Linked DNA regions of Homo sapiens: all the other regions are linked to region 3. The links are chromatin loops, found by intact Hi-C in ENCODE. Cell type or tissue: gastrocnemius medialis. All regions are shown on one strand. Links, peaks and the distances in the headings refer to the core of each region. The heading gives the core; the rest is flanking DNA. Region 1 overlaps NRXN3 (neurexin 3). Region 2 has its middle 150 kb from the start of NRXN3. Region 3 overlaps NRXN3 (neurexin 3).

Region 1 (10,944 bases), core at 2,419-7,418, 120 kb before region 3:
GCCAAGGGCTTGAAGAGAGGAACTGAAATATTAAGATTTCACATCAAATCAGAGTTAGGGCTTAAATAGAAGTAAAGGCACTCATTTTCCCACTTTAGTGGGAAGGGAAATAAACCAACATTTATTGACCTCCTAATATAAGCCATGTCCTTCCCTCAAATATTTTATTCTCACAAGAACATGATGACATGAATAGTGATATTATCCCCATTTTACAGATGAGGAAACAGGCTTAGAGGATTTCAGTTGCTGTAGGTTACTTAGCAGAGAGGCTGCCCTCCTTCCCAGGGTTCCTGGCCCCAGGGTGCCCAGCTCCTGTGTTTTTCTGCTCCATCATGCGGCTTTCCTCGGAGTCCTGGGGAAAATACAGCTCAAGGAGGGTCCATGTGTAAGGATGAATCAAGAGGAGCATCTCATTATCACCCCTAGTTGTCAAAGAACAGAATCTACAGCCCCTTGTTGCTTGTTTCCTCCCAGTCATTCAGCTCTCAGGAGTGGAGTTAAGATGGAACCTGACTGGTAATGTAATGCAGGACCCAAGGTGTTTCCCATAGGTCATGTTGTTTATGGATCTGATGTCCATTATCATTTGAAGGAGTGTTTGGCCAGGCGCAGTGGCTCATGCCTGTAATCCCAGCACTTTGGGAGGCTGAGGCGGGTGGATGATCTGAGGTCAGGAGTTTGAGACCAGCTTGGCCAACATAGTGAAACTGCGTCTCTACTAAAAATACAAAATGAGCCGGGCCTCATGGTGGATACCTGTAATCCCAGCTACTCGGGAGGCTGAGGCAGAAGAACCACGTGAACCCGGGAGGCAGAGGTTGCAGTGAGCCGAGATCGCACCACTGCACTCCAGCCTGGGCAATAAGGGCAAAACTCTGTCTCAAAAAAAAAAAAAAAAAAAAAAAAAAAAAGGAGTGTTTGAGTAAGGGAGTAAGGCCACCCAAGATATTTAATACAAGGCAGGTTGTAAGTTTAAGTGAGTATAGTTGGAGTAAAAATAGAAGAAATTATATCTGTTCTTAAATTAAACTCCAGGGCTGTGTTTTGCGAACCAATTAACTAAAACTTGGAGTCATCCTGTTAGGCTTTGCTGAGCAGTGGAGGGACTTGTGGGGAAATGTGGTTGCAAAGGAGACAGGAGGGAAGCTGAGGAGGCTGAGGAGCCACAGATGAGCTAGGGAGATGCTTGCAGCATAGCACGTCTTCCTGTTTGGTTATTGGAAAACCTGGGTCCTAGTTCTTGATCTACTAGCTCTGCAGCATAGGAGTCATTATCTCTCCGGAACTCAGGTTGTAAAATAAAAAGGTCCAACCAGATGATATCTAGGGTTCCATTCAGATATAAGCGTGTGCTGTTTTTTGAATGTTAGTGCAGCCAGAGGGCCTGAAAAGTGACGGGGAGGCAGAGAGCCTTATCAGATAGAACAAGCAGCATTTCAGCAGGGTGCAGAAGGAGCTTTGGTGGCTGTCTCTGTATGTGCACTGGGTGGAGAAATGAGTGTGGGCATTGTGGTTGCATTAGGCCCCTCCCCATGTTCTCTGTTCTACAGTGCCTTGAGCACAGCTTTATTATCTTAAAGCATTTACCAAGTTCTAGTGTCTTTGGGCAGCAAGTCCCTCAACAGACTGTGAGCTCCATGATGGGAAAGACCAACTATTGTTCACTGTGATAGTTGAAAAAATGAATGCATCCAAATGCTTTTGGATTCCAGTTTCTCTAGAGATGTCTTTTATGTGTCATTTTTGTAGTTTGGTCTCTTCTCAATGGAATAATAGATACTAAATATCATATTAGGATGGGCAGGTGAAAGTGAGTCAGTGCTTGCAGAGATAGATGAACATTGGAAGCTGTTCTTGAGGTTCTGTTCAGAAAGCCTGCTCGCTCTTAGTCCCTTTCCTGCTTGTGGGAGAGTGGGGGTAAAGCTTCCCGGCAAAGTGTGAGTGGCAGGCAAGCCTAGCTATTCATTGGCTCACAGCTTCGGCATAGACCCCATGCCCATTGCTGGCCTATGGCAAGGCACAGCAAGCTTGACAGTGCGTGCACCTGACCTTGCCCATAACCATTAATCAGCCATCATGTCCACAGTCTTCCCCACTTCTATAAACTACTGGGACAGTCACTGGAGGAACTGTCATTTTTTAACTCAGCGCAAGTTTTGTTCGCTTTAGATTTTTGGGCTACTCCCACAATTTAGCCTATTCCCTCTCTTTTTTCCCCAAATTTTATTTTTATCTTGGTACCAGGTCAATGAGTTGAGTGGGGCCTGGGGAAGGATGATAAAAAAGACCAAAGATACACATGCAAGATGGGGGCGTGCTTATGAAACTGTCCACTGGACACCCACTATGTGCTTAACATTATGCTCTAGGCTTTTTTTTTTTTCCATTATAACATCATCATTTCCCGGATGCTTTCCTCATGGCCTCTCTATGTAAGGTATACTTCATACTTGCTATTATAGTTAAAGTTGATGACATAACATTTAAGTGTCTAGGCCAGGACCTGGCACAAAGTAAGAACTTAGTAGACATTAATTGATGTTGTTGCTACTGTGTTCACATTTGATAGTTTAAGGGTCTTCATGATATTCTGCAATGTAAAAGGAGAAAACAAACTTGGTTAGTTGGAGATAGTCCATCATTTGTAGAGCAGGATAAATATTGCTGATCATTAAATCATCTCAGACTTTAACAGGTGAAGAATGAGTAGCTGCCCTGGTTAAAGATCGCATTTGCCTCAACCTAAGTTGGGGCTCAGAAGGGGAGGGGAAGGTGTCTGTTCCAGTCTCTGATTTGTTTCTAAGTGATTTTTATTGCCATCACTTCTAGGTGTCTAAGTGATTTTTATTGCCATCAACTTCTAGTTCTCAGGATGCATGACATGGTCCCTCATTCCAGAATCCAGCCTCTGAGCTTTACTCGCCATTTAAAGAATGGTGTTGGGCCTGAGTGTTTCTGTCCATGGTGCTAAACACAGAACTCTGGGACTCAAAAGCAGATGGTACTACATGGTCACTCTCATCTCCATAGCCTGCGAGATGAGACTGCTGTGAAAAGAAGGCTGGTTTGGGAGTTAGGAGGTCTAGTACAGTTTCAATCACTTGCTGTGTTGCCTCAGGCAAACCACCTAACCTGTCTGTTGCAGTGTTCCCATTGGTAAAATCGAGTTGCTGCATTCTGTCATTCATATTTCAGAGTGCTGCTGATTTCTGTGTGAGTAAATGAGATAACAGATGCTAAAGTGGGATATGAATGCATAGTATGATTATGCTGCAATTGCCTCTCATTCTTTTAATCATACATTTTGACTGTATCGTTTTAATTTACGGAGGCACCCTAAGGCCTAATAACATATAATGCAGCATGCAGGAAATCAAACAAACAGATAAATGCACTGGAGGAAGAAAGAAATAACTTTTTTAATATGTTGTTTGCAAGTGGCTGTATGGCTGTAGAACCTGGGGTGTGTTTCTAAGAGGAAAGATAATGACCAGTGAGGGGCCAGCCCTTGTCTGGAAGGAGAGAAAAACTCATAAAATCTCATCACCACTCCAAGCCCCAAAGGGGAGACCCACTTTACTGTCACAGTCCTGAAATCTCAACATTAGCTTGATTTCCTTTTTTAGCTTGGTATTCCTTGTCCTTCACAGAATAGTTGCAATCTCCCTTTTTGAGTTAATCATGCTTGCTATGGCCTGAGATTTGAAAATGGAGTCTGTGGGTTTAAGTTCTTCTTTTCCTAGTTATAGAAACTTCATAAAGCAAGTGAGGCTCTTATAGCCTACCTTTCTTCATCTGTGAAATGGGCTCAGTAGTCATAATATCTCCATATGGGATGATTGAAAAGATACAGTTGTAAAAATGGGCCTTATAAAAATGTACCAGTAGTTGTCATTGTTATTCCCTGACATGCTCTGTTCAAAGTATTGCATGAGCAGGTTTTGCCTTTTCCCCATCCTGTGCCTTTGTGTGTTCTATTCTTTTTACTGGGTGTATCTTCTTCATCTCTTCTTTTAAAAATCTCACTCCTTTAAAGCACAGGTCAAATACTACCTTCTTTGACCTCCCCAACCATAATAATTTTTTCCTTTCTAGAACTCCTAGATAGTCTATCATCTTTACTGTTCAACTTATGATCTCCTTGCACGGTGGCATCTAGTTTAGTCATTTTTTTTACTTTCCTAAATAGATTATAAGACCCTGAAAGACGGCTACTTATCTAGCACAGTGTGTAGCACAGAGCAATTGCCCAATACCTGTTTTAATTGGAATGCAGGATGAATATTACACAGCACTCATGGCCTTAGGCTTTTGTAAAAATACAAGCGTTGCTGGAGGAGGTGACTCAATAGGTCATGGGTACTTGCATATGCATTAAGAACATTGGGTTTGGGTAGCCAAATGAAGGTGGAAAATCTGGAAAGAACAAGTTGAATAAAGAAGCAGGAGCTGCTAAAACACGTTTTTTTCACTGTAGCAGTTTTTCCTAGGCTAGTCCTGGTCTTGGAGGTGCTGTGAAACCAGTGTATTGACTTGGAAAGATCCCTTAGATCTCTGAACTGGGACAAGGGTTGCAATTCACGGACACCGGATGTTGTGCAATATTCAGGTCTGCCAGAAGGTGGCGCATTATCACTAATTTCATGGTCTGGCAGCTTTGCTCCTGGGGATCCCCAAAGTTGGTGTGGGCATTCTGATGGGTAGCTCTCCTCCGCATTTTGTGTGGTTCAGAGCTTCTCCCCTCTTATCCCCTCCCCTGCCTGCATTCCACTCAGCTTCTTTATGATGTATAAAGATGAAACTGACCCCAGTCTTCAGCCTGAAGAGTGCCTTCCATTGGGCTTCCACATTTGGGAAGGTTCCCGCTGAGATGGGACAGAAGTGTCTCAGCAGTCTCTCAGTTCCTGCGTAAGTTCAGAACCAACTCAAATCATGCTCTCTGCAGTGGAATCTCCCCACCCTGGGCGCGGAGAGAGTGAGCACTCGGTGCCTTTTTGGATAAACCAGGTAAAGAAGAAAACAAATTACTTTTTAGTACACTCCTTTATTCCTCATTCCCTCCGCAGCCTCCTATGACTTCTGATTTCTTGTCTGAACTTCAGGAACAGCACCTCTCTCTGTGTCTTCCTCATCTCACTCCTATATGGTGTTTCATTCTCTTTATGGTGTTATCACATTTATTTATTTATTTTTGAGATGGTGTCTCACTCTGTCACCTAGGTAGGAATATCGTGGCGCGATCTTGGCTCACCGTAACCTCCGCCTTTCAGGCTCAAGTAATTCTCATGTCTCAGCCTCCTGAGTACCTGGGACCACAGTCACAAGCCACCAGGCCTAGCTAATTTTTTGTATTTTTAGTAGAGATGGGGTTTCACCATGTTGGCCAGGCTGGTCTTGAACTCCTGGCCCCAAGTGATCCACCTGCCTTGGCCTCCCAAAGTGCTGGGATTACAGGCATGAGCCACCGCACCCAGCCTGTTATCACATTTATTATCTTACATTTTCACACAATATCTCTAAAATGTGCCACAGATATTTTTCTCTATTTTTTATTAGAGCGTTCACGTTTATATCACGCACCATTTAATTTGACCCTCACAGCAGCTATGAGAAGTTTTGGGGCATGAGCATTAATATCTCCATTGTACAGATGAAGACACACACAGGAAGAGTAAGTGATTTTCTCAGAAAGTATAAGATGTTCAAGAACCTGTTCATCTTGTTGCTAATGTACTTTACTCTTCTTCTCACTATGGATGATGCAAATAAGGCTCAAAAGGAAGATATGACTTATCCAACGTCCTAAAGTCAATGATGGTATAAATGGGGCTGGAATTAATATCTCTCGATTCTCAATTCAGTGTTCTTTGTATCCCACTAAGGAATCCTTCTCCATTCTCTAACAGACCATTGGCTATCTGTCTACCCAACTCATTTCCTATGTCTTCAAACTCTTAAGCACACGTCAATCAGCATTTGACAGAGGGTCCCAAAGGTGAATGCCTGAGGCATATGGAAAGCTCATCAGGAATTATTATTTTAAATTTAAAATGGATAAAACAAGCACTGGCAAGAAATCCATCAATCTGCTAGCAATGACTGTGCAAATGACTGGGTATAGGTATTAGAGGTGTACCGCAATATCTCTAATACTGTTACCCAGTCATTTGTACTGTTATTGTTAGCAGATTGAGAAAAGTGTTTTCATTTTTCTGTTTCTATGTTTTCAAAATTTTCTTCAGTGAGATTTTTAACTTTTATAATGGAAAATAAACATTACAAAGTGGAAAAAAATGTTTTGTGCCACAGGTTTGGGATGTGTTTGTGCAGCTGTGTGCATGGGAGTGGCTGTTGCCACATTGTGTTAAATGGGATGGAGGCTGGGTAGGGCAGGAACTGTGCTCCAGTCTTCTCCAAGGACAGGTCATTGTGTCATTCACTGGTTCCCATTCCTCCCCTAAAGCCCTGGCTGATGATTTTCGCACGCTTTACTTAATAACTTCCTCCCTACCTGGAGCCCGGTGGAATCCACAAAGCCATAAGCACACACCAGCCTGGTAGGTTGGGGCAGGTGGGAAGGAGCTCTGGGAGGCTGGGGCATCAGAACTTCACCCTCTCTGGTCAGAGCTGTGGGCTCCTGAGCTTCTCCCTCTGCCTGCTGTGGACTTATGTAACACATTCACAGGACTTCATTTTCCAGTAGATTGAAAGCAAAGCCGCTGTTGATTTTCTCCAAAATGATCTATTTGGAAGTGCAATTGCCTGGAATTACATGGTGGCGCGAGAGGTTAGACCTTGCTGTAAATAACTTTCCTCTCAGCCACACAGGGGCTCAGCTGGAAGCAGTGTCTGGGCTTTAGATGACGGTGTTTGGGGTGTGTGTGTGTGTGTGTGAGTGTGAATACATGTGTGCATGGTCTTGGGGCCTTTGCTCACCTTGCTACCACTTCTTCTACCTTTGGAGCTTTGCATCAGAATAAGGAATGAGGGCAGAGATGGGGAAGGATGGGGTTGTGCTTGTGGTTTCTTTTATCAGCTGGTTTATAGGGCCTGTCTCTGGCCACCTCTTCCCCTTATTGCTGCAGGGTCCTTGAGTCATGTGAGGTTGAGTAACTCAAGCACAGAGTGTGGAGTGGCACAAAGAACAAGCTTAAGAATTGGACGTTTCTGAGTTATAGCACCACATGTGCCCAATTACAACATACGGGACCTTAGACAATTGCTTACATCTATGACCTCCTGTGTCTTTATACATTAAAGCAAACAAACCTAAACCAAACAACTGGTATAAGGTGTGGGAGTTGAGAGTACCTACATTTCAGTATTGTTGCAAGAGTTAAAGGAAGTAATGCTGGAGAAATCACACTGCACAGTGTCTGACACTTGGTATGTGTTCTGTAAATTTAGTTCCATTCTGTGCCCTGCCTTGCCTTTCATGACAGATTGAAATTAAAAGCAAAAGCAATGGGCTTGGAACCAGGATGGCCTAATCCAAAGTTGTGAAACATGCAAAGTCTGGGGTGTTTCACTTCTTTCTATACTCCCTTCCCGTATAGATAGCCATAGCATACATACATGATTCCCCCAAAGAAAGACTGTAATAAACGAACTCTCACTGCAGCAGATGGGACTTAATGCTGTCTGCTCCTGGTGGGCATTTGTATTTTAAGAGTCCTGCGTAGGCACGTAGAGGACAATGTTTAACCCAAAGATGGCAGCATTTTATGCAGGATGGCATTTAGATGGCAGAGCTATTTTTAGATTAGAAAGTCTTACATTTACTCTGGCCATTCTTCAGACCAGCCTTATTTGCAGGCGTTAGAATGGGATTATGTGCTAGATCAAGTGGACATTTTTCTCAAAACTCACCTAGTGTTGTCCTTTTCACATTTCCCCATGAAATTTAGAAAATAATAGAATCTTATCAAATATGGACTACATCCTCAGGAGAAGACTTCCAGACAGTTCTGGAGAAGGCATCTAGCCGCCCACCTACCTAACATTTTTTGGAATCCTACACTGTAATATAATAAATATAGCTGACATTTATGAAATATTTTGCTAAATTTTTATGTGCATAATCTGAGTTAATTCTTACTACTTCCGGTGGTACTGATATTATGATGCCATTATTATAGCATATTGGCCAAGAGCAAAGATGCTGGAGCCAGGTTACTTGGCTCAAGTCTCAGCTCACCAGTCACTAGTAGTGTGCCCTAAGGCAAGCTGATTCTCTGTGGCTTGATCTTCTTATATTTAAAGGAGGAATATAATAGTACTACTTCATAAGGCTGTTTGGGGCATTAAGTGATTCAATGTACATAAAGTGCTTAGAAGAATGTCTGGCTATTATTATCACCATTAAACATCTGAGAAAATTGTGGATGAGGGGAAGGGAAGTGATTTTCCCAGTGACACCCAGATGGTGACAGATCCAGGTCAAGATTTCATGCCTTAGGACTCCCAGCCTAGTGCTTTTTTCTTGGTATGAGGAATATGTGGAGGATCTTTAATTTTTCCCACATTATTATCTCTCAAGGCAGCTGTCAGTCATAAGTAACAGCATTTCAGAATGGCTGAAAATCTAGATGAGAACAATTGAAAAGGTGAGAGCTTGTTTAATTAAACTAGTTCCTGAAAGCATGTAAAAAGAAGTTTTTTCATAAAGTGGTGCCAATTTGGGTGCCCACCCCAGCTTGGCAGTTGCAGCTTAAGCACTAGTTAGTGGGCTTATTAATCAATGGCATCAGAGCCAACATCCAGGCTACAGCTAGCCTTCTAGAGAGGTGGTGCTGCCAGGTGCAATCCCAAGATGAGAGTCAACTTGTATGATAAGCATAGGTCAAGCTCTGAGTTTTCATTAGAAAAAAAATAAGTGGCTACTTCATAAAATATGTTAATTAACCATTGATGGAGTTGGGATAGAATGCGAAAGTTACATTTTCTTTAGAAAGTATAAAAACCCTTTAGAGTTTTTATTTCCTAAAGTGACCCAGAACAAGCCTTCAATAGACCAAGTCCAATAATGCCTCATGTGTTTCAGAGGGAGAGGGTGGGCCAGATGAGGAGGGTGGTCACCAGGAGTTCTCCTTTGTCCTCCTCCCATTTCTCTTGACCTCTCTTGTCATAATGGCTACAGTTCCACTGTTAGGGATGTATTATTTTGGGCATTGATAGTGTTTAAAGAGAAATTTAATTTCCAACATCTCCAAGAGACAACAAAATTATATAGCATCTTATATGGAACTCTCTTCCTCCCTGTTCAGATGCAGCAGCCAACTAGGACCATGCGGCCAACTAAGAACTGGAAAATAAGGCAAGGTGCCTTGGGAGGAGAAAGGGTGGATGATATATGCCGATTGACCATTTTGCTAAAGCCCAGGTCTACTTTATGCCATTTTGCTCTGCAAAGTGCTGCTGGAAGAAGTTCTGTTTGGAATTAAGTTAGAACAGGGAGCTCTGATCCAACATAAGAGAGCATCCCACTCAACCAAGATAATTAAGAGTTTGTCCTTTCTTCATTCCTTTTTCCAGCATAAGAAAGAGCATCCTACTTGTTTTGGATTGAATTTTATCCTCTCAAAAGATGTTGAAATTCTAACTCCCAGAACTTGTAAATGTGACCTTATTTGGGTCTTTGTAGATGATCGAGTTAACGTGAGGTCATTAGGGTGGGCCCTAATCCAATGAGTATGTTCTCATAAAAAGGGGACATTTGGACACAGAAACAGACACATATACACAGGGAGAATGCCATGTGAACATGAAGGCAGAGATCCAAGTGATACATCTACAAGCCAAAGATTGCCAGCAAATGACCAGAAACTAAAAAAGAGGCATGAAACAGACTCTCCCTTAGAGTCCTCGGAAATAACCAGCTCTGAAAACACTTGATCACAGTCTTTTAGTCTCCAGAACTGCGAGACAATGAATTTCTGTTGTTTATATCACCTGCTTTGTCGTACTTTGTTGCCCTAAAAAACTAATACACCACTGAACCAAGATAATTAAGAGCTTATGTCCTCTCCTTTCCTTCTTTCAGTAAATATTAGATGAGAGTCTACTGTGTGCCAGGCACAATACCAGATCCTGAGAACAATATCTTAGATAAGATCTTTGCTTTTAAGGAGTTCATAGACTATCAGGGATACGGATAAGTAAGCAGGCCATTACTGGCTGTATGATAGGTATTTCATGTCTTTTTTCCCCTCTAGACCACTAGCTCTCAACCTTCACCATACTCTAGCTTCTCCTGATAACTTAAAAAAAAAAACCTATGTCCAAGCCCCATTCCCAGGCATTTTGATTTAGGTACCCTGTGGTGGGAACAAGGCTTTGGTATTTTATGAATCTTCCTAAGAAATCCCAAAAGGCTGTTATTGATGAAAACCACTGTTTTCAAATATACCCATCATCAGGGCCCCAGTCCACACTAATAAAGTTGGAATGGTAATGATATTTTTTAGAAAGCTTCCCAGGTGATTCTAATGTGTAGCCAGGTTTGAGAACTGCTGTCTCTCCTGAGAGGTAGGGATTTGGTCTGTCTCATTTAATGCTGTGGCCTCTCTACAGTGTCTGTCACAGAATAGACAGTCAATAAATAATTGTTGAGTCAGGATCTATGATGAGAAAAACATAAGGTGCTATGGTGCATAGAAGATGAGTGCTCAGGGCAGTCATTAGAGAACTGAGACCTGAAAGATGAGTTGACTTATCCAGGCAAGGAGGGAAGAGAAGAGTGTGTCTGGCAGAGGGAACAGGATATGTATAGAGCCAAGGAGCTGGCTGTAACTTGGCATAGCTGGAGCAAAATCTATGGGTGGTGAGGGGTAAGACTGGAAAGCGGAGCAAGGACTGGGTCATGAAGAGCCTTGCAAGCCACGAGGAGTTTGGATTCTGCCATAGGCTTGTTTGTGTTGTCCAGGGGCATAGCCATGAACT
Region 2 (10,944 bases), core at 3,788-8,787, 540 kb before region 3:
CATTGTTCAGGCAAGAAACCTAGGAATCTCCTTGTTTCTTACCTGTCTGTCATACTCCATCAAAGTTCTATTAGCTTGACCTTTAAAAGTTATCTGAATCTGAACATGTCTCAGAAACTCTATCACCTACCAGCCTAGGACAGAATCTAGTCATTCTTCAAATCATCCTAAGATCTTGCTGTTTCCATTCTTACAGCAAGTAGTCCAGATAAGACATGCAGACCATCAGAGTTAAGTCTCAGAGGATGGTGCCGGTCATTATCCTCTTTGATTCTTGGCAAAGACAGATAGTGGTCATCTGTCTTTGCATCTTCTATACTTTCCTGTTAGTCCCAAGGCATTAAATACAATCTCTACACAGTTGTGATGTGGCAACTACAAAAGTGGCTCCATTTCTTCACCTCTTTGCCAAGTAGCTTTGCAATGCTTCCCCACTCTGGTCTCTGGGCGAGGCCCTGTGACTAGATTTAACCAGTGGAATATCAGCAAATTTGATGCAAGTAGAGGCTTGAAAAACGCTTGGACAATTAGGCTTGGTCTTTATCTCTTGCAGTTCTGTCAATTCCATAAGACATCGTTGGACTAGTCTATGGAGGATGGGAGATATGTGAAGCAGAGAGGTGAGGCTGGCTTGGATAAACAGCCAGCTAGCTGACTCCCTGATGTGTGAGTTTAGCCAAGATTGTCAAAGCTATCTAGTCAGCCTTTCTCCATGCATGAGCAATTAGGGTTTTATAGTTGTTATGCAGTATTGTGGCAATAGATAACAAGGGAATTCCAAATCTACCACATGGTTCTTTCCTCTTAACTCCAGGCTTGTATATCTATCCAGATACTTGTCAGACAACTCTATTTGGATATATGATAGCTTCCACAAAACATGATAAAATCTTCTATAAATCAGCTCTTTCCCTAATTGTTGCCATCTCATGATGGTACCACCAGTCCTCTAGCAGCTCGGGCCAAAACAGTAGGAGTCATTCTTTATTCTTTTTTTTCTTTGTATCTCTCATCCAACTAATCAGGTTGTATCTATTTTATCTTCAAAACGTATCCCAAAATCTATCTACTTTTCTCCATCCCTACTATAGACCACTTTAGTCCATAATCCTATAAACTTTCCTCTGTCATTATAGATACTTCCTCTCTGTTTTCATTCTTGATCCAGTATAGTCAATTTTCAAAATGGCAGTCAGAATAATTTAAAAAACATTCCTTAGGTGGGAAACAAAAAGCTTAGACAACAAAATAAAAAATAGGTAAATTATACAAAAATTAAAACTGTGTTTTGTTTGTTTGTTTGAGACGGAGTCTTGCTCTGTTGCCCAAGCTGGAGTGTAGTGGCATGATCTTGGCTCACTGCAACCTCCACCTCCCAGGTTCAAGCGAGTCTCCTGCCTCAGCCTCCCAAGTTAGCTGGGACTACAGGTGCGTGGCACCACACCTGGCTAATTTTTTTATTTTTAGTAGAGACAGGGTTTCACCATGTTGGCCAGGCTGGTCTCGAACTCCTAACCTCAGGTGATCCTCCTGCCTCAGCCTCCCAAAGTGCTGGGATTATAAGTGTGAGCCATGGCACCTGGCCTAAAACTGTTAGTCATCAAAATAAACTGTCAACAGGGTGAAAACGCAACCCATGGAATGGGAAAAAATATTTGCAAACCATATATCTGATAAGGAGTTAATATCCAGAACATATAAATAACTCATACAACTCAAAAACAAAAAACCAACCTGATTAAAAAATGGGCAAAGGACTTGAATAGACATTTTTCCAAAGAAGATATACAAACAGTCAACAAGCACATAAAAAGCTGTCCAGCGTCACTAATCACTAGGGAAATACAATCAAAACCAGAGTGAGATACCATCTCACGCTCATTAGGATGGCTACGATAAAAAACCAACAACAACGGAAAATAACAAGTATTGTTGAGGATGTGGAGAAATTGGAACCCTTGTGAACTGCTGATGAGAATGTAAAATAGCCACTGTGGAAATCAGTCTGATCATTCCTCAAATAAATTAAAAGATAGATTCAGCAATTCAATTTCTGAGGATATACCCCAAATAATTGAGAGCAGGGATATGAACAGATAATTGTACACTCACATTCATAGCAACATCATTCATAATAGTCAAGAGGTGGAGGCAACCCAGGTGTTCGGTGAGAGGTGAATGGATAAACAAAGTGTGGTCTATACATCCAGTGGGATATTATTCAGCCTTGAAAAAGGAAGGACATTCTGTCACATGCTAAACATGGATGAACCTTGAAAACATTGTGAAATAAGCTGGTCACAAAAGGACAAATACTCTATGATTTCACTTATTTGAGATGCCTAGACTAGTAAAAATCACAGAGATGGAAAGTTAAAAGAGGATTGGGGGTGAAATGAGAATGAGGAGTTATTGTTTAATAGGTTACAGAGTTTCAGTTTTGCATGACAAAAAAAAAAGGTCTGCAGGTGGGTGATGGTGGTGGTTGCACAACACTGTGAAACGGCTTAATGCCATTGAACTGCACACTTAAAAATAGTTAAAATAGCAGATTTTGTTATGTATATTTTTACCACAGCTCAAAAAATAGCATAAAAAGTATTTCTCAAGGCATTTAAAATACATTGTAATATTTTCTTTTGAACTCGTCAACAATCTTGCAAAAAAGAAATGAATTCAAAGATTATGAAATAAATTATTGGCCTTTTATGGGCTTGCAAGGAACCATAACTGTTTTCAGACTATTATTCTAGATCCAGACCCTATTCTTTATTCAGAATATACTATAGCTAGTTAGCGCCTACTTATATTTAAATTATTTTCCCTGTCATATGAAGACTGACAATAGAAGTGTGCCTCATGGCTAATTAGTATTCCATTCTGAATATTTTGAGCTAAAACTTAGATTTTAAATTCCAAATTAAGTAATATTTGATATGTACAGTGGAATATATGTAAGTTATACATATATTAATATCTATAATATATGAATATATGCAAGTCATGAAAATATGTGTTATATAAGAATATACATTAGTCACAAGATATAATTATCTTCTAAAATGTAAGTCAGATCATTTCACTCCCTGATCAAAGCCTTCAAAGACTTCCAGTCTTAGTCCTTTCCCAGGTCTTTGGGCCCCGCAGGACCCTACTTGGCCTATCTTTCCAACCTCATCTCCTACTGTCTGTCTCCTGGTGCATTCTGCTCTGGCTATCTTGGCCTTCTTGTTTGTACTCAAACTTCCAAGTTGGTCCTGTCTCAGGGCCTTCATACTTGCCATCCCCTGGAATATTTTCCTTCTGAATATCTGAATATCTCATATCCTCCTCCAACTTGGTCTCTGCTCAAACGTCACTCCTCAGAGGGTCCTATCTTGACTGCTCTATCTAAAACAGACCCCTCCCTCCACTTCACACTCATCTCCCTCTACCTCCTTATTCTGCGTAACTTTCTTTTTGTACTTAAACTACACAAAGTTATATTACATACTTATCTCTCGTCTCCTTCTCATCCTTCATCTAACTTGTTTACCACAGTATCCCCAGCTCCAAGAAGAATGTCTGACACACTGATGACCTTCAATCAATGTTTTTGTTCAATGAATGAACTTAACAAGTGTTTATTGAATCCCTACTATGTGTCAGACACTGTGGAATTTGCTTTGGTGCCTGTGTGAAAGGTCATGCTATTGACTGAGACACTTTGGTTGTTTAGAGGGTTTGAGTTTGAGATACCTTGGGACTAGCAGGTGGAGATGGAGAAGGCAGTTGTTTTCCTGGCATGGAATTCAGGGGCTCTGAGAGATTGGTGAAGTATTAGTCCATTTTCACGCTGCTGATAAAGACACACCCGAAAATGGGAAATTTACAAAAGAAAGAGATTTAATTGGACTTATAGTTCCATGTGGCTGGAAACCTCACAATCATGGCAGAAGGCAAGGAGGAGCAAGTCATGTCTTACCTGGATGGCAGCAGGCAAAGAAAGGGAGAGCTTGTGCAGGGAAACTCCTTTTTTCCAAACTATCAGATCTCGTGAGACTTATTCACTATCATGAGAACAGCATGGAAAAGACTTGCCCCCATGATTCAATTACCTCCCACGGGGTTCCTCCCACAACACATGAGAATTCAAGATGAGATTTTGGTGGGGACACAGTCAAACCATATCAGATGGGAATGCATAATAGAACATAATAGAATTCTACACTGGGACTGACAACTGGTCTATCCATCCTGGGAGTCCATCTCGGATGGGCATTCAGGGGCATTGTAAGAAGAATGGTTATAGTGGTCCATAATAGGAACAGTAAGGTCCATCCTAAATGGAGCCTGTAGGTGATGTGGCTTTGGCAACTATGAGAACATCTCTGCTCCCAGAAACCACAGGCTTCTTCAGCTCCTTGGTGTTGGGAATTCCCTTAGAAGGGAAAGTGATTCACTTGGCCTCTAGAGAGAAATTAGGAAGACAGGCAGTCCCATGAGAAGGCCCCTTCACTTCAGGTTACAGAGACATCTAGACAACTCATACTGGAACTTTCCAGGACCCAGAATTGGGGGCTTTTGTCGGAGAGAGAATCTGAGGTCTAGGGCAAAGAGCAAGGGAAGTGGGAAGAAGGGCCCAGAAATTTCACATATAAATTTCCTAGATAAAAACTCCCCTTACATTTTTATGGTATTTTATTAAATATTGTATAAAAAGTCAGGTGCTCTTAAATTTAAATTCTACCTACTAATGACTTGTGGGATCTTTGGAAAATTTACTTCTGCAAATGTTCTCATTTGTGGGGTGCAGGTAATAATATAGTCCTTATGGGATTAAAGGAGATGGTGCACATAAAATGCTTAGCCCACTGCCAGCATGGACACATTCGGCCATTAGGCTCCTTCCCCATTTCCTTGACCTGATCTCATTTGAGCCTTATACAACTCTGGAAGATAGGTTTGGCAGCTATTGTTATCATTCCCATTTTACAGATTAAAAAACTGAGACCAGAGAGATTTATTCTCACTTTCTGAAAGTCAGAGCTTTAAAATAGGAGAGTTAGGATTTGAATTCAGGTCTTTGGTCCCATGTGGTCTTCTCACACCATGTTGTCCCCAGCTCCTTTCTGATGGTGTCAGAGGGTGTCATTTCTGGGGAAACGGAGTCTAATCACTTACTGCTTGGCCTGTACCTCGAAGCCGGGAAGATACTGCTACCTTTGCTTTGGTCATAATATACTTTCAGATAAAACATATAGAAGCAGAATATCTGAAAGCTGGCCAGGCATGGTGGCTCACGCCTTTAATCCCAGCACTTTGGGAGGCTGAGGTGGGCGGATCACCTGAGGTCAGGAGTGGGAGACCAGTTTGGCCAACATACTGAAATCTGTCTCTACTAAAAATACAAAAATTAGCGGGGCATGGTGGTGGGTGCCTGTAGTCCCAGCTACTGGGGAGGTTGAGGCAGGAGAATCACTTGAACCTGGTAGGTGGAGGTTGCAGTGAGCCGGGATCATGCCACTGCACTCCAGCCTGGGCAACAGAGTGAGACTCCATTTCACACACACACAAAAAGAATGTCTGAAAGCCAAACAATACACTTACATGTTATCAAGGGTATTCATCAAATTATATAAGCCCTAGTTACATCTTGCCTTTCAGATACCACATCTATTGCTCTATTTCTAGCACCCTAGAATGTCTTTAATTTCTCTTTTTGCCTTTACAGTTGAACACAGACTGGCTGGCTGGCTGGAGGAGCTGGGTGGCCAGTCAAGACTAATGATTCAACACTTTGGACAAGCCTGATGATATTCACCTTTGATTCCGTTGTCCTAAATTTGTAAGACTTTTTACCTTCTCACTTTCCTCTTTCTTTTCCCAGTTATTAAAAAAAATACAGCAAATTCAATACAATGTTAAGACAGTTGCCCAACTAAACATGGCTGTGCCGACAAGGATAGTGATCTTGTTGAATTTAATTGTCGAGTGGAGGCAGGGTCATCTTGTCATGGCTCAACTGAGTCTGCTAATTTCCAAGGCCTAAAAGGGGCCATGGGTGACAGTAGCATAGGGCAGTGAAGGTTGTGCAAAATTGCCCTGTAGTAGGTGTGACTTGGGTCATGAACTGTTGGTCCTAAACTCGTGTCTTGCCAGGAGGTGGCGCCCTTTCTCTGCCCAGTTGGTTGTGGCTCTTCATTACTGTGGGGAGGGAAAATGATGCGCTTCCTGTAGCTTGGGCAGCCATTTCAGAGGCTCTCAGATGCAGTGAACTGTGTTTCTTTCTTCTGAACAGTTACACAATTCCCGTAATGAGGGAAATTGCATGGGAATTCACTTCTTCAGCTGTCAGAGCCACTTCTCTGCCCAGGGTTAGGCTTGCTTCTCTCTTCCCTTTAGAGGTGCCGCTACCACCTCTATTTCTTTGAGTTTCTCTCCCCTTAGGATAAGCCGTGGGTTCCAGGAGAATAATCGTAACAGGATTATAATGAGGGTAGAATGGAAATGAAAAAAGAGGACAGGATGGCTGAGGGGGCTGCTTTTGGCAGTGCTTGCTTCTCTCTCTCCCTATTAGGAGCAGCTCTTCTGCCCTTATTCCTGGAGTAACAAAGTTGTCCTGTATTTCCACACACACAGCTCAATCCCCGCCAATGGCAATGGGAGTTGGAATCGCCTTGGGCTGCTAATTACCCTAAGCCCCTTTTGTTTTAGATGGATTGTGGGGAATCCAAGGTCTGAACTAAGAAGAAAGAGAAAGGGAAAAGAGAAAGAAAAACGGCTGGGTGCAGTGGCTCATGCTTGTATTCCTAACACTTTGGGAGGCCAGGGCAGGTAGATCACTTGAGCTCACGAGTTCGAGACCAGCCTGGGCAACATGGCGAGATTCTCATCTCTACAAAAAATATAAAAATTAGCTGGACATGGTGGTACAAACCTGTAATCCCAGCTACTCGGGGGCTGAGGTGGGAGAATCGCTGGAACCCAGGAGGCTGAGGTTGCAATGAGCTGAGATTGTGCCATTGCACTCCAGCCTCAGTGATAGAGTGAGACTCTGTCTCTCAGAAAAGAAAAGGAGGAAGAAAGGGGGAAGAGAAATGAAAATTAGAGAAGAAAATGTGGGAGAAAAAGACAGCCAAATAGTCATCAAAAAGAAAAAGGGACAGAGAGAGACATAGAGAAAGACAGAAAGAGACACGGGAGACCAAATGAGACATACACATGAGAGGGCCATTGATCTGGGGGAAGAACATTGGGTTTGCTTTTCATCTCATCTGCATCAAGCTCTGTGAAGTTGGAAAAGTCACGTGACTGTTCTGATCCTCAGTGTCCCCATATGAAAAATGGGAATAATTACACTTCACACCACTGTGATGTGGGCCAAATGGACCATATGGAGGAGATCTTTTGTAAGTGATCAAGTTCTAGTTAAATGATGTTACTTGATATCAACCAGACTTGAAGAGAGAGGATGTGTCCTGGCCCATGCTGAACCCTAGGGGTGGGGCATAGGTGCCCTCGGTAATCCAGGGAGAAGACCCCTGTCTTCTGCACCGCAATCCTATTTTCTCAGAAGATTTTTTAAGAGGGAAAGTTTCCTTGCCTCCAGCTCCTGGAAAGAGAGGCCTCCCCTGCCCTGGGTAGCAGTGGGGGTGGGTGGGTAGAGGTGCTTCTAGATTACTCTCTTCAAGAAATAACAGTTATAGCTAACATTTTATTAAGCTTACTATGTGCTAGGTGCTTTCCTAAGTGCGCTTTGTGGATTAACATTAAACCTCATAATGAAGTAGGTACTATTAATAGCTTCATTTTACAGATGTGGAAACTAAAGCAAAGAGAGATAAAAGGAAATTGCCTAAGGTCACACAAGAAGTGGCAGAGGAGATGAAAACCCAGGCCATCTGTTGCCAAGTCGCTCGTCCTAATCACTGTGCTATACTGCCTCTCCAGTTAGGCCCATGTCCCTCACTTTTCCATGTTCTGAGCAGGAAGCAGGAGGCTGCCTGCTGATCTGTTTTTTTTTTTTTTTGAGACAGGGTCTCACTCTGTCACCTGGGCTGGAGTACAGTGGCACAATCTTGGCTCATGGCAATGTCCGCCTCCTGGGTTCAAGTGATTCTCTTGCCTCAGGCTCCCAAGTAGCTGGGATTACAGGCATGCAACACCGCACCCGGCTAATTTTTGTACTTTTAGTAGAGACAGGGTTTCACCACGTTGGCCAGGCTGGTCTTGAACTCCTGACCTCAGGTGATCTGCCTGCCTTGGCCTCCCAAAGTGCTGGGATTACAGGCATGAGCCACTGTGCCTGGCCTCTGATCTGTTTCAATGGTGGGTCAGTCAGGGTTCTACTAGAGAAACAGAGGAAGGAGGATACACGAACCTCGTGACACCCCTGCTCCCTGCTGCTGCCTGCCTCCGCGTTTGCGCACATGCTCATACACACACGAATATCCATGTTGATTTCTCTATATCTTTCTGTTTCCAAGGAATTGGCTTACATAATTGTATTAATAGGTTCTGACTGAACAATCCCAAATCATGTAGGGCAGGTGGGCAGGCTGGAAGACTCTCAGGTGGAAGCTGTGCTGCAGGCTATAGGTGGAATTTCTTCTTCCTTGAGGACACTTCAGTTTTGCTGTCAGGACTTTCAACAGATTAGATGAAGCTCACCCATGTAATCAAGGCCAATCTTCTTTACTTAAAGTTGCCTGATCAGAGGTGTTAACTATTATATATCTACAAAATACCTTCACAGCGATATTTAGCCTGATCAGAGGTGTTAACTATTATATATCTACAAAATACCTTCACAGCAATATTTAGATTAGTGTTTGATTGGATAACCGAGTACTCCTACCTGTGTAAGTTGATACATAAAACTAACCACCATGATGGGAAGGGGAGAGTAAGAAAGGGGAAGGGCAAAATACCAGGAGTGGGCAGGCAATTTACTTCTTAGAATTTAATAGACTGAAAATATGTTCCTGCCCCTCTACAGACATGACTGACAGTGAGAACAGTCACATCACATAATTCACAAGGGAGTTCCTTGGAAATGCTTCACTATGAAATTGTGCACGAGAAGCTGTTCTATGGGCAGCTCTGCAAACTAGGTCTTCTGTTTGAGATTCATAATGCACATCACCACATTGAAAGCTCTGAGAAATCCCACAGCAAAGAAACTTGTTTATAGTTTCTAATTAGGCTTTTCCCAAACTCATTTGACCACGAAACCTTTCCTTTCTTTTCCCATGTAACATCCATCAACAGAGCATGCTTAGGCTAAGGCTGGCTTAATCTCCTCTCCCTAAAGCAATAGACCCAGTTCACCGGGATACTGCTGAGGCTTCACTGATAACATAAAAAGAACAATGCTTTCAATCATTCCTTACACATAAATGCTTCCTGCTTTCCTGGTGTTCATGGAAAGTACAAGATTGGCTGACACTAGAAAGTAGAATTCTGTGGCTTTTGTCTTGTGCATATTAAAGAAAAAAAACCCTTTTAAGAGATGAAGAATTCAAAACTATTTTCATCACATTTTGGAGCAAAATGGTCTCTAGGAAAGAGGTACTTTGCATATCACATGACATACTGCCAGCAGGTACCCTCAGGGGCATCAGAACCCTGTGGGAAAGATTAATCTTGCACACTTGGGAGCTGGTACCCCAGAGAGCAGGAAGCATTGATGCTAGTGACTGTGCCATTGATCTCATCAAACAACAAATTCTTCAGTTCATTCTCGAGTGTCTACTGGGAGCTAGGGCACAGTGAGTGCGTGTGTGTGTGTGTGTGTGTGTGTGTGTGTGTGTGTGTGTGTGTGTTGGGGGAGGAGGGGGTAGGCATGCACACAGGAATAAATAGCTAATGGTTTAAGTTAATGGACAATTTTTGTTAGGAGTTGATTTAGTAACACAGACCCCTGTGATGATAAATCTTATGTGTCAGCTTGACTGGGCCATGGAATATTCAGATGTTTGGTTAGACATTATTCTGGATGAGTCCCTCTGTGAAGGCGTTTCTGGAGGAGATGAACCTCTGAATTGGTAAACTGAATAAAGCAGATGGCCCTCTCCAATGTGGGTAGGCATCCTCCAATCCATTGAAGGGATGAACAGAATGAAAGGCTGAGGAAGAGAGGATCTGCTCTCTGTCTTGGAGCTGGGGCATGGGTTTTCTCCTGCATTTGGACTTGGGCTCAGATTTAGATTGGAACTTACACAATTATCTCTGCTAGTTCTCAGGCCTTTGGGCTTGGACTAAAACTTCCACTGTTGGCTCTCCTCGTTCCTGGGCCTTTGGATTTGTGCTAGAACTACCTTATCAGCTCTCCTGGGTCTCCAGCTTGCCGATACAGATCTTGGGACTTCTCAGCCTTCGTAACCAAGTAAGACAATATACATACCTATCCCCTGTTGGTTCTGTTTCTCTGAAGAACCCAGACTAATATAACCCCTCAAATAATAGTGTCTTAAATAGGACAAGGGCTTATTTCTCTCTCATGGAATAGCAATAGTCTGCTGCTAGGCAGACCAGAGCTGGAACAGAGCTCTAAGGTACAAGAAACCCATGTTTGGCCATTTCTAAGGCATTTCTTTCATCTGCATCATACAGAATACCTCAATACCATGTCCTTATTTCAGGCAGGAAGGAGGAGGAAATGGTGTCAAGAAGGGCATGTTCCCTCCCTTTAAGGACACAACTCAAAAGTTTTATTTATCACCTACTATACATCTCATTGGCCAGAACTTGGTCATATGGCCACATATAGCTTCAAGGAGGGGAGGCTGAGAAATGTAATCCCTATTCCAGGTGGCCATGAAACCCAGCCAAAAAACACAGGGTTCCTGTTATTCTGGAGAATGGGACAGTAGATTTTTGGGGACAGCTAACCCTGTCTTCCACAGGGTTATATAAAATGTAAAAAGATATTTATTAAGCCTGGACTGTTTCTAAGCAAGG
Region 3 (10,944 bases), core at 4,035-9,034:
GTTGATTTGGACTTGAACATGCCACTAAGGCTGCTTAAAATGTCTTAGATGGGATGCTGATTGAGTGAATGCAGAGGCAGAGGAGGAGCAGGCTCTCATTTGAGCCCTCCTTGCAATTGGTTTATGTGTCTCTTATGACAACTAACATTGTTTTGCAATATGCAGTGATTATTTGTGTACTTGTCTGCAGCGAGCACCTTTTGGATTGTAAATTGCATCTTTCTTCCTTACCTGTGTATGCCCTCAATGCTTTGCTTGTTGCAAGACTCCAGTAAGTGTTTTCTGAAATAAATTGTCTGATCTCTCGAAGGTCCTGCCTGACAATAAGGGGCCATTGGCTATGAAAGGGTGGTAGGATCTAGGAGTGGAAAGTCACAGATGATTATTTTCTATTCTAATAGGGTGATCGGTTTATTTTTTTCTTTTCTTGACTGTTTTCCTCCCTACTTTAACCAGAGGTGCTTGCATTAGGATAGATGAACTATATGAAACTGCTCTGGTAAAACCAAACTTTTGAACATACTGGATTTTTCCCCCTAAATTGACAACTAAAAATCATGCCATGCTATTGACTCATTGTCCTCTTCAGTAATCTTCTGGTTGGGATTGGGAAGGGAAATTTCCAGAACTACAAACACTTCTCTTAGGGACTCAGGTCCCAACCTTGCTGGGCAGAGTGCATGATGTGTTTCATAATGCATGAGTGTTTATTTAACAAACAGCAACACTTTTTAATTAAACTGTTGTTGAAGATACAGACTGTATAACCTTTCTCCAAGGCCTGGATGCTCACTGGCCCTTCCAAGATGCTGACCCCTCGCTAGCTGCAGGCCTCTGGGGCAGTACATGCTGTGAGAGTTATTACAAGCCAGCTGGATTAGAGGGCCACCTCTCTTGAATCATTCAGAAGCTGAAGTGCAGGCTCTGGGATGGAGAGTTTCTCAATATGCCAAAGCTATTGGAATGCAGGCAGGTCTGGAGACACTTAGCTGGAACCTGGGGGAAAAGAGTGTTCAAGATAACTTCATAGAGGAAATTCCCTACCGCTTTTGGCTTTAAAGGATAATCATTGGTTCTTGCTGGTCTTGTACTACTATTTCCTGAGCTACTCTGAAATAGAATTGCTTTTAGGTTTCAGGTCTTCATTTATAGAGCTATATCCCTAAAAGATTAGATACGTCTCAGGGATGTTTTTCAGGATGCTTTTTCGCATCATGGTGATTGTATTAGTCAGGTTAGACTTGATTATGCTGCAGTAATACATTACTTCCCAAATTTTAGTGACTTAGAACAGCATAGCTTTACTTCTTATTCATATTACATGTTTAACACTGGGTAACAGTGGGGCTATGCTTATCTTGGACGTTCAGGGACCTATACGCTCAGAAGCTTGGCTGCTTTTTGATGTGACCATCTCGACATGAGTCTTTAGGGTTTTCTACAGCAGAGAAAGAACAAGAAATAAATTGTCTCTTAAATGTTCTTACCATTTTCATTGGCCAAAGCAGGTCACATGATCATGCTTACCTATAACTTTGTAGAGAACTGTAATTTTTCTGTCTTCTCAGAGAGAAAAGAGGACTGGAAATGACAGAGAATATGAATAACATATACCACAGTTTCATTGGGCATGAGAAAATGGTGATACTTTGATAGATCTCAGAAAATTACATACACTCAGCACCATATACATGCCCTTGAAGAGAAGAGACCATAGACTCTTAAAAATGTAAGTATCTCAGAGGAGATTTTGGCCAGTGAATCCAAATTATACAGCTTGGAAGTCTACAGGTTTATGCCATAGGGGACACAGAGGGGAAAATGAGGAACTAAGATGGGAATCTTGCCCACACATCTCCTTCAAACAGGGCAGTATAGGAAAGCATATACTTCCAAAATGATATGATTTTCAGTCCTACTCTACCTCGAACACTCTTCCTGGAACATACTCCAATTTGTCATCGGCTCCTCTTAAATTCAGCACTCAGTCATGAAAATGTTCTTTCATACCTGGTCTCATCAGTGTAGAGGCCAGAAGACCTGTTGGTTTTCCTTGCTTTGGATTTGTTATTTTGGCAATTAACGTTTCTGACAATCATACTATACCTTTGACTCATTATAAGCCTCATGTGGGTTTCTCTACTCCAAGGAGGCATAGGAGTTTAAAATAGGAAAACAGTAGTACGTTGTGATGGATTGTATTTTTCAAAGAAAGTCACAATAATATTTCCCATCCCATGCACTCTTCTGCAATGTATCCTTGACATTCTGTCATCAAGATTAAGAGGTAGACTCTCTCTCTACCCTCTTGAATGTGGATAGGCCCTATGATGGCTTCGATCAATAAAATATGGTGGTTTAACGCTGAGGCAGGTGGGGCACGATGTCTCACGCCTGTAATCCCAGCACTTTGGGAGGCCGAGGTGGGTGGATCATGAGGTCAGGAGATTGAGAACATCCTGGCCAACATGATGAAACCCAGTCTTTACTAAAAATACAAAAATTAGTCAGGTGTGGTGGCACACCCCTGTAGTCCCGGCTACTCAGGAGGCTGAGGCAGAGGAATCGCTTGAACCCAGAAGGCGGAGGTTTCAGTGACCCAAGATCGCGCCACTGCACTCCAGCCTGGTGACAGAGTGAGACTTATATCTCAAAAAAAAAAAAAAAAAAAAAAAAAGTGCTGAGGCAGTGAGGCAGCTCTGGAAATAGCCCTTAACTGGCTTGGCAGCTTCTGTTTTCTGACTCTTAGAAGCCAGTTGCCATGTAAGTAATGTGACTACCAAAAAATGACCACACTGTGAGAAGCCCAAGTGTGGTGGAGAGGCCTTGGGGAAAGAGATAACCCATGAGGCAAGAAAGAGGCCCAGGAGGTCCCAGGCATGGGAATGAAGAAACCAGCTTGCACATCCTGCCCAGGCTACAATGGACTGTAACCACATGAGAGGTTCCAAGATTAAACCACTCAATTGACCCCAGCCAACTCATAGCACCATGAGAAATAACATTGTTTTAAGCCACTATATTTTGGAATAGTTTTCTTAAAAATATAAAGTGATAGATAACCATAATAGAAATTTGTGCTAGAGGAAAATCCTTAAGACTCTTGAAAGCCATTTTGTCTAACAAAGAGTGTAAATAAGATATGGCCTTAACGATCCTAAGTAATTTTTCTAGTTAAGAAATAACTGTAATCAGTTGAGTGTTTTTCCACTTTATGTGACTTCAGTTGAGGCTGCAATCATTTGGTGTCTGGATGAGATGGGACATCCAAGGTACCTCATTCACATAAATAGCTGGCAGTTGATGAGATAACTCAGCCAGAGAGAACCTATGCATGATCTCTCCATGTGACCAAGGCTTCTCACAGGATGGCAACTGGGTTCCAAGAAGGGCTATCTGAAGAAAAACTATTCTTAGAAAACCAGGCAGAAAAAATAAAATTTCTTATGACCTAGCTTCAGGAGTCATTCATTGTCACTTTTGCTATATTTTGTTGATCAAAAGCAAGGCAAAGGGCTCTCCAATATTCATCGATTAGGGGACTACACAAAGGGAAATATTAGGAGTCATGGTTTATTGGGGGGCTATCTTTGGAGACAAGCTACCTTGATGGATAGAGAAATGATAACGGAAATAGGTTTGATGAAAAACGTGGTTAATCTGAATTGCAGTAGGTCTGATGGTTGGTTGGCAAGTTGTCCTTATTCTGGTGTATGGGTGAAGGGAATAAGCAGTGAGTTAGCTCTTACCTAGATCCATCCCCTAGAAAGTAACTGTGTCCAGTTATCAATGGGCAGGGCTTGCTGGGCGTTAAGCACAGGTAACCTCTAGTCTTTTACTATGTTTCTGCGACAGTGGCATAAAACAGCTTTTTAATGAGACCTACTGAGATGCACTGACAGATCTCTTCCTTTCCTTTTGTGTCTAGCCCATCCACCTTCATGTAAATGATTTATCAAGAAATAAGACCTAGGATTTTGAGATGGGTACATAAGAGCAAAAGAGAACTAGGATGAGATCATTCTCTTTTGCCTGCCCTTCAGCATTCTCAATGCAAGCAGGTTGGGGTTCTAAAGGAAGAGCAGGGATGACTGGAACCCTATAGCAGTGAGTCTGAGGAATGGGATCATGGGGGACCCAGAAGGAGGAAGCAGAACTGGAAGATGTTTCCATTCTGTGAAAGTGGCTTTTGGCTTTGAGGCAGCAACAGTAATATTTCATGTCTTCCGTGGTGTCTCCTACCTTTAAATGTCAGTCTCTGCAGCTGCCTTATCTCCTGTAGCACATTTCAATTAGGTATTCCAAATTATACTCTTTTCTTCCAGGACAAATATGCCAGAGGTGATATTTACTGTTACAGCAGCATTTAAAATACTTAGGGGGAAAAAATCCTAGTGAATAGCAATTTCTCCCTTATAATAATAATAAAGCACAATAATAATGGAGAGAGGAGGTGAATTCTGGCTTTGATGCCAATAACTGGCTGACTTAAAGTGAACATCTTTTGTCTCCGCCCTCTTTTGTCCCCCTCCTCCTATTCCCGCCTCAGTGTGAAGGTTATAGTGTTTGGCTCTGTCAAGAGCAACCTCACACATCTTCTTCACTGGAGGCTCACAAATGCTCCTCAGAATGTCTATTTAACTATCTCTAGGTAGGACTGGGCTCTGACTGGGCTCCTACTTCACCCATTACCTGTTTCTTCCTTTGTCCTGAGAATGTTTGCATGAAGCCAGAATCTCTGTTTGTTTAGAAATTTACCAGGCACCACTGCTTACTCCTCACCTATGGGACATTGTAGGTCCTGATGGAACACCCCGGCCTCCTCTCTAGGAGGTATATGGGTTAGAAACTTATGTATTGTACCTTTCCTTCTTGGAATCAAGTCCTTGGCCTGGTAATGAAGGTCCTTCGATCTGGTCTGCATTTTCCAGCTCCATCTCCTACTAATCTTTATATCCTTATCTACTGTTTCCCTAGGCTGTTGTCTTCACGGCCGCCATGGTAGGTTTTGCCTATCATCCCAAACCTTGTGCAGGCCTACCACAGTACTTGACATATGGTGGGGGTCTCAGTCAGTATTCTCCCCTATATTTAGAACCCTTCCACTAGATCTTGTCTTCATATTTTTGATTCCTGCTCAGGGATCAGATTATGTTCCATGTCCTCCACTGAGCCTTTTCTGACCTCCTCAGCGCACTCAGTGCCGTTCCCTCTCTGAATTTCTAAAGTGCTCAGCAGCAGCAGCACTCATTTGGCACTTGGTATATACTATCTTATGCTATTTTGTATGACCATATGTTGTCTATACAACTACATTATAAGCACCTGATAGGGATAACTGTGCCCTGTGTGTTTTTCCTATCCCTTTGATTCTAAGATAGTTCCTTGAACATTGAAGATGCTCAGTTAATATTCATTTATTAAGTAGATAGATCAAGGAGTAAATGAAAGCAAGGATCCTAAGAAGCCTGCCTTTTGGTGCCAATCTATTCAATTTGGAATTCACAAACTTACCTAAAACAAGGCCTTTCAATTTCCTGTTTCCCCTGTAAACAGAGCTCTACCACCAGGATTTCTCAGAAGCTCTTTCTCCACACTGAACCCTAAAACTGAAGGTTCAGGTAGAGAGCTTTTCCAGTGTGAGAGAATTTTTAAAGCATCTGGGGTTTGGCACATCCAGTGCTTTGAAAATCAAGGTGTCTTGATCATTGGGTGAAGGGGATTAGAACAGCAGGCTGTGTTTTCAAGTTCAAGTCCATAAGCAGACAGGAATAGAATCCCACAAGAGTTTGTTCTGTCTCTGCCATTTACTAGTTAATCTCTCTATGCCTCAATTTCCCCATTTGTAAAATGGATTTAATAATGGCTGTCTACCTTATAAGGTTGCTATGAGGTGCCAGTGTGATAATAAACGTAAAAGTACTTTGAATATTGCAAAACACTGTATGAATGTCAGGAATTAGGCAGGCAACAACTATTTCTTGGGGGTTTGTTCTGCATGTAGCCCTGCACTATGTGTAGATAGAGGCCTCTGTACATTACAGAAGACTGGCAGAGGCATTGGGGATTCATCATGGCTGGAATTCTGGTTCTCAGATAGATGAAAGCTGGAAAAAGTATTATAGCCTAGCAATCACATCTGAAAGGTTGGCAGCAACAATTGAGTCAGAGAAGACGGGAGGTGAAGTATTGGCAAAAATTTGACCCTGGTCATTCTTTGAACACTTCAGATTTCCACAGATTCTATCCCTTTAACATTTCTGAACGTTATGATTTTGCTTCCTCCCCACACTGGCAGCTCTGCCTCAATGAAACCGTGTTGCTTTTTTGGTTGATCAATTGTGCCCAACTTCCTGATCATACTTGTCCTGAGAGCCTGTGTTAAGCTCATGCCGGCTCTCCCACCCCGCCCCCAACGCCGGCCAAAAAAAAGACTCTCTAAAAACAGGTGCCCCCGATGATCTCACACTGCTGCTGGCATTGGCAGCAGCCCAGAAGGGCCAAATGGTGACTTCAGGTCCAGGGAGGCTACTGTCCTCAGCTCTGTTTTCATGTAAATGTCGCTCCTGCTGAAAGGAAGTGGATGCAAAAAAATATCTGCTATGGAAGCAGAACTACCCCAGACTAAAATGTTGGTTTTTTTTTTTTTCTCTCCCCCTTTTCTTTTCCTTCAAGTTTTCCATGTGGCATCAGCAGCTGAGTAAGGGAAAGCTAAGAGGTTTAAGTGTGCTGGGGCTGGGTGGGCTAGATTAATAACCCAAAGCCTTCCAAGCTGGCGGTGCTGGGTGAGACAGGCCAACCAGAAAGCGTTAGGTTATGGGGAGCCCTGGCCACAGAGCCAGACCCTACCAGGGTGGAAGGTGAAGGAGCAGCGAGCTCTGCGTGCTTGCCCCGAGCCCCCACCTTCCTTCCTTCCTCCTCCCTCTGGTTTCTTTCCTCCCATTTTATCGAGTCCCTCTGAGATGGCTGCGCACCAGTGGCTCCAGCCTCTGACCGTTGCTGCCCTCTGCTGGGAAGAAAGCTTTACTCGGTGTGGAAAGTGCTAAGCTCTACCAGGGACCAGCTTAATGCAGACCAAGTCCACAGTCTGTGGCTAGTGTGTGATTTGGCCCAGAGGAAGGAAGGACAATTCAGAAAACCCTTGCACCACAGTGTTTCCCTAGTGGTTTCAGGTGGGGGCAGGACTTTGGAATCTATTAGGGAAGGATTGCTTGAATCCTCAGAGTTCTCTGTTCAAGAGGAACATCCCTGGGAGAGGAGCCTCCTGGCTCCTCTTTACCTGGGTCAGACATGATGTATGGAGACTCCACCATGGATGACCCTTAAATATGATGGATGGCTTTAGTTACAGGACACAATTCTTTCTCAAGGGAAGGTGACCAAAAGAAGTTGGGTCTTGAAGGGGCTGCAGGATGGGCCTGGAAGTCTCTTGGCTCTAAAGGAACCATCATAGAATGGGGATTCTGAGCAACCAGGAAGCAGCAGAAAAATATGCAAAGCCAGATGGGAGTGGGGAATATTGCCCATTAATGGGCAAGAGTACATAGAAAGGTAGATAATAAACTGGCTTCACCACTTCTCAACTTTCCCCAGAGCTGGCTGTGCCAGTAAACTGTGCTCAGCTGGCTTTGGATGAGAGAAGGACAAGAGGGTGCCTATCTCCAGCATGGCTGTGGGGTCGCCCTGCTCCATCTCTGGATCTTCAGCCTAGAGTGCAGCCCAGCCAAACAAGAGCGATGACCTCACTGACCACATGTAATTCTGCTTGAGGGATTTATTTTCTTCCATGAGCTCCTGCCAAGACTCTTGGTTAAAGCTAATGGGGCTCCCCCAGCCAGTGAGTGTCTCCTAGTTATATGTGTAAACAACGCCAGGCAGGAAATAGGTTTCCTGTTCTTAATGGGCTTGTTAAACCTCTTATCGAGTGGGGTTTAAATGGCTTTATTATGAATAATAATAATAGTAAATAAACATTATTATTATTAGTAGTAGAAAAATTATGATGTCAGCCCTGACTACCCCTTCTCATTTTAATCTTGCCAACGTGGAGGTCTTTGGCCTCTAAGTGCACAGGAATATGGTGAGTGACACTGGGACTTATAACTGGAGAAGATGGCAGAATTCATCTTCGTTGCCTGCAGCTTTCCAATCCTGAGCCCTTTTCCACTTTCATCGTGTTTCCATCTCCATCATTCCTTTCATTCAGGGTTTTCATGATCTTATTCTATCAGAGAAGATAGAACTACACATCCCTCTCCTTCTCAGTTTTATTTAGCATTGAAAGCCATGGACAGAGGTTCTGAGGTTAAATTGAGGTATCGGGTAGAGGGGATTTTGGAGAGAGCAGTGGATGCTGGTAGGGGAGCTCAGTTGGAAGTGGGGCTCATGTTCTGATCTTCAGTGCCGAATGTCTGTGTCCCTCCCTCAGATTTACATGTTGAAACGTAATCACCAATGTGATGGTATTAGGAGGGGGGCCTTTTGGGAGGTTAGTAAGTCATGAGTGCTTTGGGATTAGTGCTCTTATAAAATAGGCCCAAGGGAGCTTGTTCACCCCTTCCACCATGGAAAGACAGAAGAAGAACTAGAAGCCACCATCTATGAACCAGGAGGTAGCCCTCACCTGATGCCAAATCTTCCAGCACCTTAATCTTGGACTTCCAAGCCCCCAGAATTGTCAGATACAAATTTTTGTTGTTTATAAGCTACCCAGTTTATGGCATTTTGTTGTAGCCACCTGAACAGATTGAGATATCCAGTTTATAGCTGGAACTGGAGGTATACCAGGTATCCCAGACTTTGGTAATTTATGTATCAGGTTCACTATTTTCACCATAACTCCCTACAACAGTATTGATTTTCTTTACACCGATTATCTTGTTTGACTTAAGTAGATTTGGCATCATCTTACAAGCAATATGTCTTTGAAATCCTGGGTTCAATGTGTTAGCCAGGTTTTTTACTGACTGCATATTGAAATGAATATCTAAGAGCTAAATATTTTTTCCTAAAGTTCATCATGTGGCAAATGTGTCACACCCTCCAGGGAAAACATACCACAACATCTGGAGACACTGCTATAGGGTAGTGGTTCTTAAACTTTAGTGGGCATGAGAAACACTGGCAGAGCTTCTACCAGAAACACTGGTAGATAGCTGTGCTCTTCCCCAGAGAATCTGATTCAGCAGGTCTGTGGTGGGAAATATGACTTTGCAGGTTTTTTTTTTTTTTTTTTTTTTTTGAGACAGGGTCTCATTCTGTCACCCAGGCTGGAGTGCAGTGGCGCGGTCTTGGCTCACTGCCAGCTCTGCCTCCCAGGTTCACACCATTCTTCTGCCTCAGCCTCCTGAGTAGCTGGGACTACAGGCGCCAGCCACCACGCCTGGCTAATTTTTTGTATTTTTAGTAGAGATGGGGTTTCACCGTGTTAGCCAGGATGGTCTCGATCTCCTGATCTCAGGTGATCTTCCCGCCTCGGCCTCCCAAAGTGCTGGGATTGCAGGCATGAGCCACTGTGCCCGGCCTTTTCTTTATTTTTTGAGACAGAGTCTCATTCTGTCACCCAGGCTGGAGTGCAGCAGCGTGGTCTCGGCTCACTGCAAGCTCCGCCTCCCGGGTTCACGCCATTCTCCTGCCTCAGCCTTCTGAGTAGCTGGGACTACAGGTGCCCACTACCACGCCCAGCTAATTTTTTGTATTTTTAGTAGAGACGGGGTTTCACCATGTTAGCAAGGGTGGTCTCAATCTCCTGACCTCGTGATCCACCCATCTCGGCCTCCCAAAGTGCTGGGATTACAGGGGTGAGCCACCGCGTCCGGCCGCCTTTTATTTTTTTTTGAGATGGAGTCTCCCTCTGTCACCCAGGCTGGAGTGCAGTGGCACAATCTCAGCTCACTGCAACCTCCACCTTCTGGGTTCAAGCAATTCTGCTTCAGCCTTCAAGTAGCTGAGACTACAGGCACCCGCCCCCACACCCAGCTAATTTTTGTATTTTTAGTAGAGATGGGGTTTGACCATGCTGGCCAGGCTGGTCTCAAACTCCTGATCTCAAGTGATCTACCCGCCTCGGCCTCCCAAAGTGTCCAGAACTCCTAGACTCAAGCGATCCTCCTGCCTCAGCCTCCTGAGTAGCTGCGACTACGGGCTTGCACCCGGAAACTGCAGTTCTAACAGTTGCTCAAGAGATGTTGATATCCAGGGGCCACACTGGCAGTGGCACTGGCCTGGAGAATAAGGGCCTGTTCTCCATTTCCACATGTGAAAATTTCCTCATTTGAAAATGGGGATAATGTGTGCTGTATAAAATGAAATAATTTTTTCTTGGTGCCAATCTGTCTATGCAATGGAATGTTTGTGTCTCCCCAAAATTCACATGTGGAAGCCCTAACTGCCAATGTGATATTAGGAGATAGAGCCTTTGGGAGGTAATTAGATCATAAGGGTGAGGTCCTTAGAATGAAATCCATGCCCTTAGAAAAAGGACCCCAGAGAGTTCCCTCACCCTCTTTCTGCCATGTCAGGATACAATGAGAAGTAAGAAGTCTGCAGTACAGAAGAGGGCTATCACCAGAAGCTGACCATGCTGGCACCATAATCTTAGACTTCCAGAATGCAGTACTGTGAGAAATAAATTTCTATTGTTTATAAGCCACCCAGTCTATGGTACTTAGTTATAGAAGCCCAGATGGAGTAAGCCAACCTGTTTGGAGTGTTTTTGAGCTGTCATGCTTTTCAGGTTCAGCTTAAAGCTCAGATGGGAAATACAGGAACTTCTGCAGGTTAATTCTGGTTCTAAGTTCAAGTCCTAAGAATAAGCCCATTATGCAATTCTGGGTGGCCAAGCAGTTCTCCAGCAGCCCCCAGGAAGTATTCTATCTCACAGAATCCTGGCAAAAGGAGACAGTCTTCTCAGTCTGGTCAAGGGCTATGTTGAGTGTGAGGGAA

What was found. A loop is a pair of places that touch in the nucleus more often than their neighbours do. Peaks named below come from ENCODE experiments on the same cell type or tissue, not always from the same donor. Only the 100,000 strongest peaks of a DNase experiment are listed, where the experiment ranks them.
Region 1: it touches region 3 in a loop (14-fold over the local background); 57 of 110 quality-filtered maps call a loop at or near these places.
Region 2: a loop joins it to region 3, with 9 times the contacts of the local background. A loop is called at or near these places in 42 of 110 quality-filtered maps.

The regions. Positions count from the first base shown.
Region 1 is chr14:78,444,035-78,454,978 of GRCh38, forward strand. The region is part of intron 4 of NRXN3 (neurexin 3); the gene reads left to right. Among named protein-coding and RNA genes, the nearest start is that of NRXN3-AS2, 260 kb to the right of the region's middle. RefSeq lists an enhancer at 4,692-4,881. In gastrocnemius medialis, for the core only: a CTCF peak has its summit at 4,630 (motif pointing right); a DNase peak (open chromatin) is centred at 4,647.
Region 2 is chr14:78,016,033-78,026,976 of GRCh38, forward strand. No RefSeq gene overlaps it. Among named protein-coding and RNA genes, the nearest start is that of NRXN3, 150 kb to the right of the region's middle. In gastrocnemius medialis, for the core only: no CTCF peak of the experiment used is centred there; a DNase peak (open chromatin) is centred at 6,134.
Region 3 is chr14:78,559,745-78,570,688 of GRCh38, forward strand. The region is part of intron 4 of NRXN3 (neurexin 3); the gene reads left to right. Among named protein-coding and RNA genes, the nearest start is that of NRXN3-AS2, 140 kb to the right of the region's middle. In gastrocnemius medialis, for the core only: a CTCF peak has its summit at 7,005 (motif pointing left); a DNase peak (open chromatin) is centred at 6,997; H3K4me3 peaks cover 754 bases; H3K27ac peaks cover 410 bases.